Linked DNA regions of Homo sapiens: all the other regions are linked to region 2. A link is a contact called in ENCODE Hi-C or POLR2A ChIA-PET data. All regions are on one chromosome and are shown on one strand. Each heading gives the region's core, a stretch centred on a gene start or an enhancer-like site at or near the end of the contact. The rest is flanking DNA. Distances are from core to core; before and after follow the strand shown. Region 1 has its middle 51 kb from the start of MIR3125. Region 2 has its middle 190 kb from the start of MIR3125. Region 3 has its middle 22 kb from the start of MIR3125.

Region 1 (3,512 bases), core at 908-3,407, 140 kb after region 2:
AGAATGGTGATCATTAAAAAGTCAGGAAACAACAGGTGCTGGAGAGGATGTGGAGAAACAGGAACACTTTTACACTGTTGGTGGGACTGCAAACTAGTTCAATCATTGTGGAAGTCGGTGTGGCGATTCTTCAGGGATCTAGAACTAGAAATACCATTTGACCCAGCCATCCCATTACTGGGTATATACCCAAAGGATTATAAATCATGCTGCTATAAAGACACATGCATATGTATGTTTATTACGGCACTATTCACAATAGCAAAGACTTGGAACCAACCCAAATGTCCAACAATGATAGACTGGATTAAGAAAATGTGGCACATATACACCATGGAATACTATGCAGCCATAAAAAAGGATGAGTTAATGTCCTTTGTAGGGACATGGAAGAAGCTGGAAACCATCATTCTCAGCAAACTATCACAAGGACAAAAAACCAAACACCGCATGTTCTCATCGGTGGGAACTGAACAAAGAGAACACATGGACACAGGAAGGGGAACATCACACACCAGGGACTGTTGTGGGGAGGGGGGAGGCGGGGAGGGATAGCATTAGGAGATATACCTAATGCTAAATGACGAGTGAATTGGTGCAGCACACCAACATGGCACATGTATACATATGTAACAAACCTGCATGTTGTGCACATGTACCCTAAAACTTAAAGTATAATAATAGAAAAAATAAGTTAATTTAAAAAAGAATCAAACTAAAGATGTCAAAAGTGAGGAATCTATGGTGTATAAAGAGAGGTATTGAATATGGAATCAGTTTAAACTTGGTGTCAAGTCAAAATAGATATTTTCAAAAGAAAAACTGCTTAATGTAAAATACCACTTATTGAAGTGTTATTGTTGAGGTTCACATTCATCCCCTAGTATCAATCCAATGTAAAGTATTTGCCTCTAACTTTGTTTTTTTCATTTTGGGGTTTGCAGTGAGAGCAGTTAGGAAAAACTTACTCATTTCTCTAAATAAACTGAATAATTATATTAATATTTTCCAAGATTTTGTGTGGATATTTTTCATGATTGCCCTTTACATATAAAACATTGATTTTTAAATTGGATCATTTCTCCTATAATTTAATAACTTAAAACCAATGCCTAGTTTCTGTGTTTTCATCTTGTCATCTAATGCAGAGATGGATATGACAACATGAGGCATTTTAGTGAGAATTAAATTGGAAAACGTGTGTGTAAAAATAACAACAATGAAGGAGCTCAAAAACTGTGACTTGTGTCTGAATGCATAATTTAATCAATATAGCAGCCCTCCCCAACATAGAAAAACACTCACTAAATATCCTTCTGACTCCACAGACCACAATTCCTTAGAGAACTGGAGCACTGTCTTTGCATCTTTGTCTGTCCAGGTCCAAGACAGTGCTTGGCAGCCAACCACCATTCAGGAGATCCATGTTGAATGCAGGCAGAAAAGGATTTAATCTCTTCCCCAGCTCCTCAGGAAGAGAGCTTGCTTAGAAAATATATTTCTAGTACACATTTGTTTCATATTAGTCTCTCACCAAGTCTATGCAACTGTGGGATCCCGGAGACACAGAAGGTCAAGTCCTTCTTGCTATTTACTGACTTGCCTGTCCAACAGTTCCCATCATGATAGTCTTTCCTGGAAAATATTTAGGAAGACTAAAGCTTTTCTTAGTCATCTATGTAAACACTCTCGGAACATTTAATACGTGGCTGACACCATGCTAGACATTTTCACAACGATTATCTCATTTAATTTGCACTGTGATTTTTAAGTTGGATAGTATCAACCATATTTTACAGATGAGAAATGAAGATTTAAACATGTTAAGTTATTTGCCCACAGCTAATAAATGTCAGAGCACAGTTCTTGAGCCCCAGTCTCTCTGACGCCATATCCAGGTCTCATTCCACTCCATTACAGCGCCTAACAAAGAACAACTTAGGAAAATATTGTCTTTCTGTTTCCCTTTCTCTCTTCTGTCCTTTCTCCAAACATTGCTCATACAATGGAATGGAATTCTAAGGAGAGAGAAATAAATTCTTTTCTTTTGGAACTCCTTTTCCTTTGGATTTGTTCCCGGTTCTTGTGTGAACCATGGTTCAACTTCCACATCCTCTCTTTGACCCTAACTTCCTCTCAGATCCTTTTTCCAACAATCCTCTCCCACCCCATGTGATGAATCACCTGGCTTGCCTCAAGACAGAGAATAACAGACTCCAACCACCCCATCATTGCCTATGGTTCCAGCTAGCCATATATGCAGCCCTACATGCCTTATTTGGGTGAGTGGATCTAAGACGGTAATAGGTTTCTAATCGTTTTAATATGTACGTCATTCAGCAGAATAAACTGGTCATACTTACTAGTATTAATTTATTCATTCATTTATTCACTAAATGTTCACTCTTAATAAAGCATTCTGTTAGACACAAGGAACTCAAAGGTAAATACATTATATTCTCTGCATAGTAGGATACTAAAAACTTGTAGGAGGTGCAAATGAGTAAGCATTACAAAATAATGTGGTAAATTATGTGAGAGGTAGATAGGGTATAGTAGTGTAAGCCTTATATGCTTTGAGATAAATTAACCAGAATTGGAAGCCTAGCTTTCACACTTACTTGGAAGTATGCTCTCATGCAAGTCTCTTAGTCTTTTTGAATTCCATTTTCCTCATCTGTAAAACTGGAATAAGAATTTCTACCCATATTGCCATTATGAAGATTAAATGAAATGACAGAGAACATGGCCAGAGAAAAAGAACCCAATATAACCCATATCCTATCCCATTAGAGAAGAGGAGTAATGATAATAAAGTATAATTTTTCTCAAAATGAAGCCCAAGTTGAGAAACCAAAAGACAGTAATTTTTGAGACTGAATTACACAAAAATTGAACTAACGTTGTTAGACTTTTGTGTTTGATCAAGTAAGACCTAAAATAACTACAATATTTGATATGGTTTGGCTGTGTCCCCACCCAAATATCATCTTGAACTGTAGCTCCCATAATTCCCACATGTTGTGGGAAGGACCTGGTGGGAGATAATTGAATCATGGGGTCAGTTCCCTCATATTGTTCTTGTGGTGGTGAATAGGTCTCAAGTTATCTATTGGTCTTATAAGGGGTTTCCCCTTTTGCTTGGCTTTCATCCTCTCTTGCTTGTCCCCAGGTAAGATGTACCTTTTGCCTTCCACCACGATTGTGAGGCCTTCCCAGCCACATGGGACTGTGATTCGATTAAACCTCTTTTTCTTTATACATTACCCAGTCTCAGGTATGTCCTTATTAGCAGCATGTGACAGACTAACACACTAAATTGCTACTGGTGGCACTGCTGTAAAGATACCCAAAAATGTGGAAGCAACTTTGGAACTGGGTAACGGATAGAGGTTGAGACAGTTTGGAGGGCTCAGAAGACAGAAAAATGTGGGAACGTTTGGAACTTCCTAGAGACTTGGAGGGCTCAGAGGAAGACAGGAAAATGTTGGGAAGTTTAGAACTTCCTAGAG
Region 2 (3,550 bases), core at 535-3,034:
AGGAGAGAGTGAGGTATCACAGAGACTCTCAGGTAATCATGAACTGGAGCATGGACGGGCTAGGAGAAGGACTTAGGGACATATGAAGTTAATTCATAGGCTTCCAAAGCTGATATTGCCTTTCCATATTGTTCTCATGTTCAGATTGAACACTAACAAGTCTGGATTTGAATTAAAATTATTTTTATGGCATATTTGGAAGGATAAAGTGTGAGATTGACCAGGATATTTTTAAGAAGAGTAATGAAAAAAGACTGGGATTATCATATTAAAACATCCTAAAGTTGTAACAATAAAACTCCTGTGGGATCATGCAAGGGAACCCAAGCAGTGAAAATATATAGAAAGTTAAGAAAGAGAAAAAAGTATTTATAAACATTGAGGGCATGTTGAGACGTTTGGTTTATTCATGAAGTAATGTCAGAACATCTGGTTACACTTCTGAAAAATAATGTGTAGTCCCTAATTTATTACCAAGTTAAATATTCCTATACTAAAATAAAATTTTAAAATATACATGTGTATATAAATATACATCTGCATTCTTATATAAAGGAATGAAAAAGCTTTACCAACTATGAATCCAGTTATTTACCAACTATTAAAAGAAAATATGAATAAATTGGATTACAAAAATGTTATATCAAAAGATGCCATAAATGTAATTGAAAGACAATGAACTGGCATAAAATCTGTAGTAATACGTAACAGCAAAGTTAATACTTTAAATAACTGTAGTAAAATGATACAAAAAAGTAAAACAAATCCTAGTGAAAAAAAATCATCAAAAAATGTGACTAGGAAAGGCATAAAAAGGATTATAAATATACTATATACTTATATATGTACATAATATAGAGGTAAAAAATTCAATCTCACTGAAAATATTTGCAAAGACAAAAAAAAATGGTGGCAGGAATGCTGGATTGTCAAGACTTTCCAGGAAACAGTTTAATATCATGTGTCAAAATAATACACTTTGACCCATAAATTCCATTTCCAGGCATCTATCTGCAAATAGTGCAAAAGAATTCTATTGCCATGTTGTTTACAAATGCAAAAATTGAAAAGAATCTAAATTATTCAATAGCTGGAAGTACTTATTTAAATTATGGTATATTTATACAGTGGAATTACATATCTATAAAAATGAAAAGTTATATAGGCATATTCCTCAATATAGAAAATCTCCTTCCAGGACACTAGATGTCAGCTACATGAATGCAGTTTTTATGTATTCTGTTCACTATCATAGCTCTAGAGCCTAGACTCAAGCACAAAGTACGCTGTCAATAAATACATTTTGAAAACATGTTTGTTAAACGTGGTAGCCAGAATTCTAAAATGCCCCTTGACTTTTGCCCCAGTGGCATTCCCAGGATATACTACATTACACAGCAAAAGGGATTTTGCAGATGTCATTATGGTTACTTATCAGTTGATCTTAAGATAGGGGAGGTCATCTTGGTAGACCTAACCTAATGGTAAGAGCCCTTTGAAAATAGGAATTTTCCCAGATAATAGTAGAAGAGAAGTTTCGAGAGATTAGAAGTGGGGAGAGATTTGACCTGGAGGCGGCTGTCCATTGCTGAGATAGAGGGTCATTGTCAAGGACCTGAGAGGAGCCTCTAGGAGCAAAATTGGTCCGTGGCCAGCACCCAGCAAGAATAAAAAAGGTCCTCAGTTTTGCAGTGACAAAAAACTCAAGTCTGCCCAAGACCAGAATGAGCTTGGAAGCAGATTCTTCCCCAGGGCCTCCAGATAAGAGCCCAGCTGGGCACATTATCTTGACTTTGTCCTTGTGAGATCCTAAGCAGAGAATCCAATCGAGCCTGCCTGGAAATCTGACCTGCAGAACTATGAGATAAATGGGAGTTGTTTTCAGCTAAATTTGTGATAAGTTGGTGTTTAGCAATAGGAAGCTAATAAATTAGACAAAATAAGAAAGTTACAAACAGCATATACAGTATGATTCCCTTTTTTGTTTATATATTCATGTATTTACGAGTTTATAGAAGAAGACCAACTGAAACATATGCACAAAGATGTTAGCAGTAGGGTTTTGGTTGCTAAATTAAATTAAATTGAACAGACCTAGTTTCATTTAACTAGTAGACATCTGGGAAGTCTGATACCCATGATTGTCATGGGCTAAATCTCGTGCAAATAAACTTAAGCCCTTTTCAAATGACACTTGACCATTGGAATTAATCTCTTCTTGCTGTTTGTTCACAGAGAAGTATAGTTCTGGCTGTGAGATCTCAAAAATCAGAGTTCAAATCCTAACTTCACTGCTTAGGAGGTTTTTAAACTAGGGTGTTTTAAATAACCTCTTATAGTTTTAGTTTCCTTCCATCTGAAATCTGAATGAGAATACTCACCAGTGAGGATCATTATGAAGATTCAATGGGATGATAAATGCAGAGGACATAGTACCACCATTACTAAGTACCTGGCCAACTCTGCCACCTACATTCACTAGTTGTTGTTCTTAACGCTTTGATAAGCATTGAGCTCCTTTAAGAGTTTCCAATTTGGTCTTTCCCAGGATCTTTCTGTGAGCATGTCATAGTATTCTCTAGTGTCTAGCACAGTGCCTGGCAAATACCAAGTGCTTAGTAACAACTTCTGGTTCAATTAATTCACGAATGAGTAAAATGAATATTGGTAAAGTTGAATGCTTGGCTCCCAAGACAATGCAGATTGCAGTCACACAGCACTACCACGAGATGTCAGTATAAATAGGAAAGCTCTACAATTCAGGACTATTCTGGACCATCTTCCCCATCCCTCTTCTAGGGCTCCCGGGAAAACACACAACTGCATTACTGAAGGCAGAGAGCAACCTGCCAGGACTTTGCTCACCTCTCTCCTATTTTCACTGTGTGGTTTAATGCCTTAAAAACACAATTCCTGATGTACAGAGAAAAAAATATCTCTGCTGAGCTTGCCCTAAATAAAGACCCAAGAGACCTCATTTGGGGCCACTTCTGTATGCACACCCTCTTTCCTGTCCCTGCCTTAAATCTACATTTTGGGCTTGGATAAGGAGGTGGTGCCATAAGGAAGAACATGCAGAGTCAAATTCTGATTCCTTTACTTACTAGTTGTGTGTGTGTGCAAGTTTCTCAACTTTTCTGAGCTTCATTTTGTCATATGAAAAAATAAGAAAACCAATATATAGAGATTACTGGTGCAATGTTGCAACCATGCAGATTTAAGCAGAATAGCCTTCTCTAAAGACTAATTCCAAGACTGTCCTGGAATCAAAAGGAAGTATTTTCTTTGCAACTCTGGATGGATATGGACAGTAAGCCCACAACTACTTGGCCTAGAGCATTCTATCTCCAACAGGTGCACAAGTCTCTGAAAAAGGCTTACTTTGACATGGCCCCCAATGGTAATTTACACTTGCAAAAACACACTCTATGGAGCACAGAGATTGTTCCTCAGCTCAGCAGACTCTAAAAAAAGGGTATGGATGTCATTGTCTCTCTGGCTTCCTGTGGTCTCCATAAAACCTCCAAGTAGAGTATTTTGGGCTCATAAA
Region 3 (3,172 bases), core at 607-3,106, 170 kb after region 2:
CAGCTCTTAATAGCATGGCTCTCTCATTTGAATAACATTTTTAAAAGATGATGGATGGGTGCATTTTTCAAAAAAGACTCACAAAAGACATAAAAAGGCCACCAAGGGTGGCAGGGAAGGACCATCTGCTGATTCAGAAAAAAAAAATAATACATGAATGCCTCATAGACAAAAGTGGCTATGGCAAACTAAACAAGATTTCAGTATTAGCAAAAAGTGTGTTGTATAAGCAAAGTGTGTAACAAAGACAATGAGAATCTTGTACCCACTCTTCTATTTTTGCCTAAAGTGTTGAAACTCAGGGCTGAAATTGTGTCCTCAATGTTCATGTCTTTTCCCAGCTAGGATATCTAGTATCATACAATGATCACTCCTTTTTTGCCTTTTACCTGAGGTCAGGGATTTGAATTTCATTTTTTCTGTGTGTTATTTTGAGCTGCCAGGAATCATCTTTGCTATTAATTAATTTTGGAAAAAAAAACAATAAGTAGAATAAGGTCATAGAGATCTATATCAACTTAAAGAGAAAGAAAATGTGTAATCGACCTTTGGTCCTCCCACCGGCCTGTACATTCTCATCCTGTCTTTCTGTTGCCATTCTTTTTTATCCTGGTGGGACTGTCAATAATAGTGCCCTGTACCCCCTCCACAGGTGTTGACACCTGAGCACTAGCTACTAGTAAGGGTATCCCTATACGCTTGCCTCCAGTGACTTGTCCAGAGACAAGCAAGCAACTCAAGCAGAACCTACAAGATTCTTTCCTGAGAGTGGTATATAGATATAGGAAGAGGGAATGTTTCTTTCTGCTGGAAGGTTGTAAATCTGGGGCTGCCAACAGTCATATTATCTGCTATTTGGAGGTAGATTGTGACTAGTGAAGCCAAGCAGAGATAAGCAGAATGGCAAGGCAGAGAGAAAGGGAGAAAGAGAAAATCCTGATGTCCTCATTCAAGTTATTGGATCCTGACTTATTTGATAGAAGATTTCCAATATATTATATTGTTTCTATTGTTGTTGTCAAGAGAATTTAACTTTTTGCACTTACAGCTGAAGATTTTCTGAGTAATACAAGGAAAGAAGCAGGAACTCATTTAGTGGATTAACCAAAAAGAATTCTGACTTCAATGGCCTCAAAGTAGACCTTGAGGCATCTCTGTGGGACTCTAGTACTTCATGTAACCAATTTTAAAACCACCAGTATAGTAGTATAGATTCTAGAGCTCACCGGATTATAAACTCAATGAGGGCAAAACCATAGTTGGTACCTGTTTTATTCTCTACCATATTCTTGCACCTAGCACAGTGGCTGGGTGTAAATACACAAATACTTTGTATGTAGAGGGAATGATGGTGCTATTTTTTAATTTACATATTCTTAACAAAGTGGCGTGTTTCCCTTCTTAAATATGAATTGCTTCAAGAGCTGCTGAAAGGTTAATTTGGAAAACAATGTGTATGATGTCTAGCACTGTTCCCTTTGCCCTTCATCCCTCCAAAATTCAGTAGGTGTCTGTTGCATTTACTAGAATACACATGAGGTGGAATCAGGAGACCTGTATTTTAGGGTCAGCTCCATCATGGTGTCATTTTATGCAAGTCCTTCTCTTCACAGGGCACACATTTCTGCAGTGGTAACATGAGGGAGCTGAGCTGGATGAGCCCTGAGGTCCCTTCCAAGTCTGCCATTCCATGGCTTAGTATAGAGCAGGATATTGATGACTCACTTAGCAGGATAAACAAGTTCTCCCCATGTGCCGTCTGCTAAAGTAATGAGCGGAACTCTTTCTAAACAGAAAAAAATTTTCACACCAGACAGAATCCAAAACCTCTGAGGGTTAAATGAGGGGAAGCATAATACTAAGCAGATGAATCCTCTAAAATAATATTGCAACACCTCCTGGCATCCCATCCTAGTTTCCATAGGATCTCTCCTGAGCGATTTAACTGCCATGCATGGGGACACCTGAGGTCACTTCCAGCCCTGGCCCTGGCTCCACCGGTTGAGCATACCTTCTGCATTTTGTTGTTTCTGCCTATCAGGCCCATTAGGTACATGGAACACAAGGATTCCCTTACAATGGACTCCCAGGGAGCTTATGGGTCCACTGGCAGCCAGTTTGTAATTACTCCTTTTTCTCTCCTCTAAGGAAATGTCTGTCCCAGAGGTTCCCAGGAAGCAAATTAAGATAAACTAAAATGGCCATCAATTAATAATAATAATGTCATTATTGCATCTCTTGTGTACACTATACTAGGAAAACATTACATTAGACACACACATATCATCCCCAAGTTACAAATGAAGAAACTGAAACACAGAAAAGTTCAATAACTTGCCTAACATTATTCAGCTTCAAAGAGGCGAAACCAAAATTCAGACCAAGAACGTTTTACCCTATTCCTATGCTTTCAACCCCTGTCTTAGGCCATTCAGGCTTCTATCACAAAATACCATAGACTAGGTAGCATATAAAACAACAGAAATTGATTTCTCATGGTTCTGGAGGCTGGAAAATCCAAGATCAAGGCATCAGCAGATTCCGTGTCCAGTGAAGGCCCATTCCTCGTAGACAGCCGTCTTCTCACTGTCATCTCACATTGCTCAAGGGGTCGCGGGTTGCAATGGGGTTTCTTTCATAATGGCATTAATCCCATTAATGAGGGTTCTGCCTGCCCCCCTATGACCTAATCACCTCCCAAAGGCCTCACCTCCTATACCATCACTTAGGAAGTTAGGATATAAACATATGAATTGCATCCCCTATCATGTCTGTAGACATGTGAAGCCATGTTTTCCTTAGTATGTATAAAGAAATAAGCTTCTGGAAATTATTTTTTAAAAGGAAGAAACAATTTTCTCCAGGTGGTATAATACTGACAGTGTAAAGCATGAATCTTGGTGAAAGCAGCCACTTCATTAGACCTGGGATCCAGGGAGAACATGGCCCAAGTGGACCAAGTCCTGTTTAACTCCCTGAGCTGATAACATCAGATGGAATCCACTGTCAATGCGCCTGCATTGATTCTGCCCAGTTGGGGCTAGCCTTTTGGGGTGCTCTACAATATGAACACCTCAAAATTCAAGGCTCAGGCCCAGCTGTCAGCAAACCCAGAAGCAAAGGGTCATTTATCACCCCTTTTGGTACATATTTTAATTTTGGGAAATTAATC

What was found. Hi-C counts contacts between places; a loop is a spot of excess contacts on that map. ChIA-PET counts read pairs that join two places held with the same protein, here RNA polymerase II (POLR2A). Pooled maps may share reads with other maps.
Region 1: a map of endothelial cell of umbilical vein shows a loop between it and region 2 (5-fold over the local background). The contact joins two enhancer-like sites. A Hi-C loop is called at or near these places in 3 of 168 maps with a recorded cell type or tissue (A673, PC-3 and endothelial cell of umbilical vein) and 1 of 50 pooled maps.
Region 3: a loop to region 2 is called in a pooled map, with 3 times the contacts of the local background. The contact joins two enhancer-like sites. A Hi-C loop is called at or near these places in 2 of 168 maps with a recorded cell type or tissue (A673 and dorsolateral prefrontal cortex) and 2 of 50 pooled maps. POLR2A ChIA-PET finds 5 or more read pairs at or near these places in 2 of 52 experiments (CD4-positive, alpha-beta memory T cell and activated T-cell).

The regions. Positions count from the first base shown.
Region 1 is chr2:12,786,641-12,790,152 of GRCh38, reverse strand. No RefSeq gene overlaps it. Among named protein-coding and RNA genes, the nearest start is that of MIR3125, 51 kb to the right of the region's middle. Within about 2 kb of position 2,157, at least 5 of the 41 ENCODE cell types and tissues checked have a DNase peak (open chromatin) inside an H3K27ac peak, as active enhancers do.
Region 2 is chr2:12,930,590-12,934,139 of GRCh38, reverse strand. No RefSeq gene overlaps it. Among named protein-coding and RNA genes, the nearest start is that of MIR3125, 190 kb to the right of the region's middle. Within about 2 kb of position 1,784, at least 2 of the 41 ENCODE cell types and tissues checked have a DNase peak (open chromatin) inside an H3K27ac peak, as active enhancers do.
Region 3 is chr2:12,758,100-12,761,271 of GRCh38, reverse strand. No RefSeq gene overlaps it. Among named protein-coding and RNA genes, the nearest start is that of MIR3125, 22 kb to the right of the region's middle. Within about 2 kb of position 1,856, at least 3 of the 41 ENCODE cell types and tissues checked have a DNase peak (open chromatin) inside an H3K27ac peak, as active enhancers do.